2 separate regions of the Mus musculus genome follow, and region 2 is linked to region 1. The links are chromatin contacts, found by Hi-C or POLR2A ChIA-PET in ENCODE. All regions are on one chromosome and are shown on one strand. The core of a region is the stretch at or near the end of the contact, and the rest is flanking DNA. Distances in the headings are between cores, read along the strand shown. Region 1 overlaps Tmem229b (transmembrane protein 229B). Region 2 holds the start of Plekhh1 (pleckstrin homology domain containing, family H (with MyTH4 domain) member 1).

The links. Hi-C counts contacts between places; a loop is a spot of excess contacts on that map. ChIA-PET counts read pairs that join two places held with the same protein, here RNA polymerase II (POLR2A).
Region 2: a loop to region 1 is called in a map of heart, with 2.0 times the contacts of the local background. The contact joins the promoter of Plekhh1 here to the enhancer-like site in region 1. A Hi-C loop is called at or near these places in 1 of 37 maps with a recorded cell type or tissue (heart). POLR2A ChIA-PET finds 5 or more read pairs at or near these places in 3 of 5 experiments (Patski and embryonic stem cell).

Annotation. Positions count from the first base shown.
Region 1 is chr12:78,985,113-78,989,175 of GRCm38, forward strand. The region is part of intron 1 of Tmem229b (transmembrane protein 229B); the gene reads right to left. Among named protein-coding and RNA genes, the nearest start is that of Tmem229b, 20 kb to the right of the region's middle. Within about 2 kb of position 2,536, at least 1 of the 3 ENCODE cell types and tissues checked has a DNase peak (open chromatin) inside an H3K27ac peak, as active enhancers do.
Region 2 is chr12:79,026,912-79,030,726 of GRCm38, forward strand. Plekhh1 (pleckstrin homology domain containing, family H (with MyTH4 domain) member 1) reads left to right here and starts at 2,252. Exons shown (of 29, transcript NM_181073.3): 1 at 2,252-2,509.

The DNA of each region.
Region 1 (4,063 bases), core at 1,286-3,785:
AGTTGTAAAGTGAATAAATAAATTTAATTAAAACAAAATAAGAACCACAGCTAGACCTGCCCAGCAGTGTGGTTCAGTGCTCTGCTTCCATAACTAAGCCATCCCAGAGGCTTTCAAGCAACCACAGCCAAGCCCAGGAAGTCTGAGTTCACTGAGTTCACTGTAGGCCAGGCACCTGCCCCTGCCACCACAGACAATTCCCACTCTGGTTGCAAGGTACCCAGTGCTGTATACAGCTCTGGCTCAGCCAACCAAAACCACTGCCTACCAAACAAAGATCCACCAGCCAGAAATGCCCCCTTGCAGGCACTGGCTGCACTAATAACAGGTTTGTTAGTAAGGGAAGGCAAAATGGATTACTTTGACCGATGGTCTAACCTTCCTCCTGCCTGTGGTTTTGACTGATGGTCTAACCTTCCTTCTACCTGTAAGCAAAGGAACTTTTTTTTTTTTTTTTTGACCGTGTTTCTCTGTGTAGCCCTAGCTGTGCTGGAACATGTTTTGTAGACCAGACTGTCCTCAAACTCAGAGATCCACTTACTTTTGCCTCCTGAGTGCTGGGATCATAGCTATTGAACATTCCTTTTTATCCAGGCTAATATGATGGGATTTCTATCACTGTCAATCAAGGAACTCCTAAGACAGGCACGAGGATCACACATCCACATAGCCATCTATCCAGGTCCAACAACAATGGCTCTGATCCTTGCAGACAGAAAGGGAAACATGGGGAGAAATCAGACCTCAAATTGGTAAGTCAGGTTAAACAGTATGGCTAATGTAAGCCTCCCTCCTGGTCATTGTCCAAACCTTAATTGGTAGAAAGGAAAATTTACCTTCCCTTTGCCAGCAACCTAGCAAATCTTGCCCATCTCCTGTAAACAGCACTCATGTGGACCAGGAATAAAGAACATGCCAAGAACAGGAAGTGCACAAATTCTTTTTTTCTCAAAATTCCAAAAATATACCATGTAATTGGGTAGCCGCTGGACATGTGAGATTATTTAAGTGTTAATAGATAAAAGTGAGCTGGGTGGTGGTGGGGCACGCCTTTAATCCAGCACTTGGAACTCAGAGGCAGGTGGATTTCTGAGTTCGAGGACAGCCTGGTCTACAGAGTGAGTTCCAGGACAGCCAGGGCTATACAGAGAAACCCTGTCTCGAGAAACCAAAAAGTAAAAGTGAATGAAATTGAAAACTTATCTCTAAGGTAAACTACCCGAATTGCAAGTACTTGAAGCTAAATATTGCCCTTGTCTGCCATATTGGATAGCAGATATGGAATATTTCTGCTGTCACAGGACATGCCATTGACTAGTACTACTCTAGATTTGCTAACCCTGAGTTCCATTCTGTTGATCCCAGGTATCTTGTGCCTTCAGAGCAGGTATCTGTGTTCTCTCACCAAATCAGAAAGAGGTCACGGTGGCCAAGGCTAGCATTTGAAATGAAGGGAGGGTAACCTTTCATAGAAGTTACTATCTATGGTATGTAAAGTGACTTCTACGCAAGTGACCAGGAGACAGTTGTGGTTATTGAGGAATAAGGTCGGCCTTTGGTTCATGCTATAGCTCAGACTATCAGTAATGCTTTGAAGGTTGAAAATCATTTCTTGATTTTTTTTCTGTGCTAGACAGCTTCCAGTAGGCTAATTCATCTGACTCCACACAAGTCTATGAGATGCACACAGACCAACCAACTTATTTAGGAAGATGAAGCTCAAAGAGGTTAAGAAACTTGCTTAAGTCCACACCTAAAAATTTGGAGGCCAAGGTCTCTACTAGTACCTACCCATCCCATACCCCACATGAAAGATAGAGATAGGGGGCTGGTGAGATGGCTCAGTGGGTAAGAGCACCCGACTGCTCTTCCAAAGGTCCAGAGTTCAAATCCCAGCAACCACATGGTGGCTCACAACCATCCGTAACGAGATCTGACGCCCTCTTCTGGTGTGTCTGAAGACAGCTACAGTGTACTTACATATAATAAATAAATAAATCTAGAAAAAAAAGAAAAAAGAAAGATAGAGATATAAGGGGGAGAGTCTAAGATGACTTGATTTTCCTATAGCAATGAGCCGCTTCAAGTTGACAACAGTTCCTTATGAGCTACTGGACATTACCTATAGGCCCAGGATCTGCCAATCAAGGTTGAAAGGCACCATACCATAACCACAGGAAGGCCACAGTACTGTGACATTGGTAGAGGTCAGAAGACAAACATGCGATATTTATCCTGGGTATAATGCAAATTTATTTAAGGAAGCTTTCTGGACCACAGGCTCCTTATCTCTGTATTCCCATGTTCTAGACAGCACTTGAAGTATGTGTTCTCCAAGAATGAGGAACTTTGGCCAAAAGCAGCCTGAAGGGCAGGTATACTGGGGTGAAGGGTATGGATGGAAGAGCGACGGCTCACTGGTGGAACTATGAATTCCCTGCTTGCTCTCCGCCTGATTCCATCTGGCCCATTTCATTTAAGCGATGGCACCCAGGAAAGGCTGCCAGCCACTTGGCAAAGCAGACAGCAGCCACCTCAGGCACCTTCATGACGACCCATGAGTTCAGCGATCCTGGCCCCTCCCTCGGCTTCTTGCTGGACAGCTCCATCTACTGAGCAGGCACCCAGCCTTGCAACACGCTCAAATTATGGCTCCAAACAGCAGTTAGGCAAGAGTAATTAAAGGCAATGTTATCTCAGTCAGTCTCTCATTAGCCATATAATTAGACTGCTGAAAATAATTAACATTCCTTTTGACAAAGGAAACAGAGGACCCATTACACTCATTAAGGGAGCCTCAAGCCAGTCTAGGAAGCCGAGGACTCCTAGTCCCGCCTGTGGCACAGCGATATTGGGTGACTCAGACCTGGTGGCAAGTCCTGCCCTGGGCCAGGCTGCTGGGTGAGCTGATGCATGTGACACTCTATTCCTCTGTGTATCTGTTACAGATAATAACACACATGCGCACAGGGAGAAAACAACCCCGAGGGAGGTGCAGAGCTACATCGGGGCTGGAGGCCAAGGGCAGGCATGTGCCTCCTCAGAGCCTGAGAATGACAGACAAGACATTTCCTAGGAACAATTAAGCTGAGACAGCACCAGAAAACAAGAAGGAATCACAAGGCCTTCCTGAAGACAGAAGTCAGGTGAGAATAAGTTGAGGCGAATGCCGCCCTCCCAAGAGAACAATGAAATAGCAATAATGACAGCTGACATTCACACAGCACATGCAATGGACACCATTCCATGCATTATCTCACTCAGCGCTTACCCAAATCCTATGTGTTAGAGACTGTCATTGCCTCCCCTATATAAGTGAGACCCTAGGTGGTTATAGGGGACTGTCTCCAGATCATGATACCAGGGCTGGGCTGCAGAGTCTCTGCTCCACTGGAGGGGCACTTTGCAGGGTCCATACTTAAGAGATGTGACCTGAAAATGTGAAGATGAGAGGCAAGGAGCACACTGGATTCCTGCAAAACTGAACCAGCAAAGACAACAGGAATGAAATGACTTAAAACATGATAAGTAGGAGTTGGCTCTCTCCCCCACGGTGTGGCTCACTGGGCTTGAACTCCGGTCATCAGGCTTGGTAGCAAGTGCCTTTACCTACTGAGCCATTTCATTGGCCCCAGAAGCTACTTTAAAATGCCTAGCATGGTACGAGTACTTAATAAGATTTTGTTGAACAAAGTAAAAAGCAGTAGCCCCTGTCTGTTATACCAACCCAGGTCTCATCAGGGCTGCCCATACCTGGCTGTCTCTCAAACACATACATGCTCTAGCCTCTTGGAGTCTGTTCAGAATTTCTACCCCCGACTCCACCTGGAATGGCTCTGTCTCTCATCTTTGTTTACCCATCTGTTCTTCAGTGCTCTCTCAAAAGATTTTGCTCTCATGGATGAAAAAAAAATTATTCTCTCTGGAAAGAGTCCACCACAATCCTTCTGACCCCCCAAACTCTTAAAGGCACCTATTTCTCCCGGGTTCCAGTGCTGGTTGAACTGTCCTGTGAGGTCACAACATTGACAATCCACAGGCTTCTTACCTTTTAGGAGGTTCA
Region 2 (3,815 bases), core at 1,002-3,501, 42 kb after region 1:
AGTGTGTGTATACAAACAGACTCCTCTACCCCAGAAGTGAGGTTGGCATTTGAAATGGTCTAGTCATGAATCTGTACTTCAGAGCTTGGTTAGATAAGCACTTCCAAGGCCATCAAAATATATGCCCAACACTAGCTAGGTCTTAATGTGCTTGAGAGGAAATACTCTTTCCTCAGTGAAATAAGTGGTTTCATGACACAGAATCAGCCAGGAAGACTATCTGGGCCCTGCTGCCTTTGAATGAATCAGATAAGCCCAACTATTGACCTGCCTTTAAGTAGGGTAGGTGACTATTTTGTGCCTGCTTGCTGGTACATGAGCAGTTAGCTGATTTGGCCTCAGCCATTTAAAGTATCTCACCCTTAGGAATTGATAAGAGGCCATTTGTCAATGGCCTCTGCTCATGTTCCATTGCTGCTAATAGGAGAACTCTGCCACCACCAAGGATCCAAATTGGTCCAGACTGAATTTTATCCTCACCTCCCAAAGGTACCCTAAGGTATCCTTGAAGCCAAGGCACATGGTGACATTCTTCTCACCTCTGGAGCTCTATCCTTCAGTGTCTGGTCACTAGTAACAACAAGCTAACCATCTAAAATTCAACTATTTGTTATTACAAATGTAAGGTTTTTAATACATCACACTTAGCGTCAACAAATTAATAATGTCAAGAATAAAAAGCAAGCTGGGTGTGGTGGCATACATCATTAGTCCTGGCATTCTGGAGGTAGAGGCCAACAGACCTCTGTGAGTTCAAGGCCAGGCTGATCTACAAGGTGGGTTACAGATCAGCCAGGGAGATACTTGCTGTGATCCTATCTCAAGGGGGGCGGGGAGGGAGTGAAAAGAAGGGCTGCTTAATTAGCATTAAAAGGTGTTTGTAGCCGGGCGTGGTGGCGCACGCCTTTAATCCCAGCACTTGGGAGGCAGAGGCAGGCGGATTTCTGAGTTCGAGGCCAGCCTGGTCTACAAAGTGAGTTCCAGGACAGCCAGGGCTACACAGAGAAACCCTGTCTCAAAAAAAATAAATAAATAAATAAATTAATTAATTAAAAAAAAAGGTGTTTGTAAATACATATATATATGGATATAGACAGATGCATATAAATACATATATGAATATGCATATACATAATATATATAATGACAATAGTTGCATTTGGGTAGGGGTGATCTGCCAAAAACGGATAAAGTCTTAGTGTCCACTATTAGCCCTCTGAATTTGAAATTCATATCATGCTCAAGATTGCCTATTCAAAGTGTATGGAAGTGTCACCCCTTCACAAAACCCAGAGGTCTTGCCTATAAAGTCACTTGGAGTCCCACCCACCCAATTTAACTGCCTTCCTTAGTTCCTGAGCTTTCAAAACCGTGCATGAGAATGCCTAAGGAGGTTTGCTCCGTGGGCAATTCCCCTCTCCCTTCCCACCCCCAGATTCAGATTTAAACCTGGGGTGGGGCTGGGGATTTTTCTCGGTGAGTGCTTGGAGTGAATATTCTAGGCCCCGGGGTGTTTTGTTTCTGTTCAGTTTATGGAATTGGGAAAGGCAGCTTTTGTTTTCCCCTCCCCTCCCCTCCCCTCCCCTTTTCTTTCCTTCCTTCCTTCCTTCCTTCCTTCCTTCCTTCCTTCCTTCCTTCCTTCCTTCCTTCCTTCCTTTCTTTCTTTCTTTCTTTCTTTCTTTCTTTCTTTCTTTCTTTCTTTCATTCATTTTGTGTGCTGGGAATTAAACCCAGGACCTCCTTCATGAGTTCCGCCGCCCACTTAGAAGAAGCTCCTTCCTAACTACATTTCATTTGCATCTTCCTCAGCCCCATCCCCTAACCAAACATCTAGTCCCCTAACCAAACATCTAGTGTCCCACTCCCTCTGGGTGTATAATTGTTATTGTGTGAGTTAGGTATTGCAAACCAGGGCTCCTTGCCCTTCTGGCTCCCTGGCTGTCGCCTTTAAAATAAGCAAGACAAACACAAACAAACAGGTTCTCCTAGAGCTGTAGTGACTCGCTCCCCCTTCTCTCTCTCTCAACTCCAAATCAGTTGTGCAGACTGCTCGCTCCCAGTAACCAGGTGGGACTTTCCTACAGGTGGCTAGACACTCGCTGGGACCTCCTTCCGCGGAGGGAGGGTCCAGTCTGGTGAGCATCCCGCCGGGGATCCCACGCTGTCTGGGGGTCGCAGCGCGCAGCCAGCCCTCCAGGCGGCCCCGGCCGCGCCCCGCGGTGGGAGGCTGCGGCTGCTGAGGTCATTTCCTGTGCCTGGCCGCGAGCTGCCCGCCGAGCGAGCGCGGTGCGGACACAGCCGGCGCGGCGCTGCTCCCAGCGCTGGGGCGGGCTTTGTGCGGAGCTCCGGGGACCTTCCAGGCTCCGACCTCGGCCCGCCACGCCCACCGCGACCCCTGCAGCGGGGGAGCGGAGACCCGGGGGCCTCTCCGCACTCGGGGAGAGCCACTGTGGGGCAGAGGCGCGCGTGGCGGTCGGGGTCGCGGCGGGACTCCCGGCAGCTCACTCAGGTGAGCCGGGCGGGTCGGGGAGGGCCGGGGGGTGTGCCGCTGGGAGAGGGCGTCCGGCGGGACGGACAGGGCTGACTCCTCGCGGCCGGGAGGGCAACTCTGGAGCAGGTGCCTCTCTACCTGGGAGCCGTGGGACGGGCGCAGGCAACCAGGAGCTCCAGGACACCCGCACTGGGAGGCGGTGACTGCCCCTCCCGCAGTAGGTCCTGCTCTTTGGGACCGGCTTGATCCAGTTGCTCCTGGGAAGGCCCCGGGATGTACGTGCAGGCTTCCTTCCAACCCGGTGCTCTCCGCTCAACCCTTCCGCTCCTCTCAGCAGCTTGTCCTAGGTTGCTTGTTAATGTGATTGCTGGATGTCTCTCCTAGGAGTCCTAGGAGTCAAGCTGAACTCATACTGACGGCGTCCTGCCAAGCAGAAAAGAACACAGGTTGGACTCTGAGTGACATCAGGGGCTTTGTGTCCTAGCAATCTTAGGAATACGTCTCCCACGGAGGGTGGCAGAGGTAGCGAGACCCTGTGGAAATAGAATGTTCTCCCTGTTGCTCCTTCAGCATACTTCCTCCCTGTCAGGATCTTCAATCAGCTTCTACTGTAAATCCGCCTCATAAAACTTACTGACATTGACAAACTCCGGGTTCCAGGAGAATGCTCGAAAGATCGTTATTTGAAATAAGTAACCCTTCCCCCCACCCCCAATGTAGTAGCTATCAATCCTCAGCACCAGACTTTCTGGACTGTCTTGTTCAGGACACTGTGCGGTGCAAATAGTCGCCACTCAGTTCAACAATCCATTCACCTTTCTCTGTGAAGGAGGAAACTGGGACTCAGAAAACTTGTGTCTTGCCCAAGGTTATAGTGAAAGACTGTAAAGGTCACGTAGAGACAGGACTCAAACGTAAGCCTTCTAGATTCCACATGTGATACTGTCCTTTGCCTTCCCCTAGCTGCCTAAGGGACCTACTCAGAGCTGTTTTGTGATATTGTTAACCCTGTGGTCCCAAACTTAGGGAAATGAACAATTAGCCTAAACCAGTGTGCTGCCCTTCTGACTGAATCGGTCATCAGCAGTAGAGAGAACTGTGTTCCTCTCAATCCACTCTTAATGGTGTATTCTTTTTCTTTTTTCTCTTTTTTAAATTTCTTTTCTCTGTTTGTCTCTTTCTCCTTCCCCCACCTTTCTTTTCGGAGTCTCTCAACAGCCCTCCTGCCTCAGCAGCCTGTCTAGTGCTGGTGACACGTCACCACATCCAACTCATCTCTCCTAATTATTTTCCTTATCTCTACAAGGCTGTGTATATGTATTGA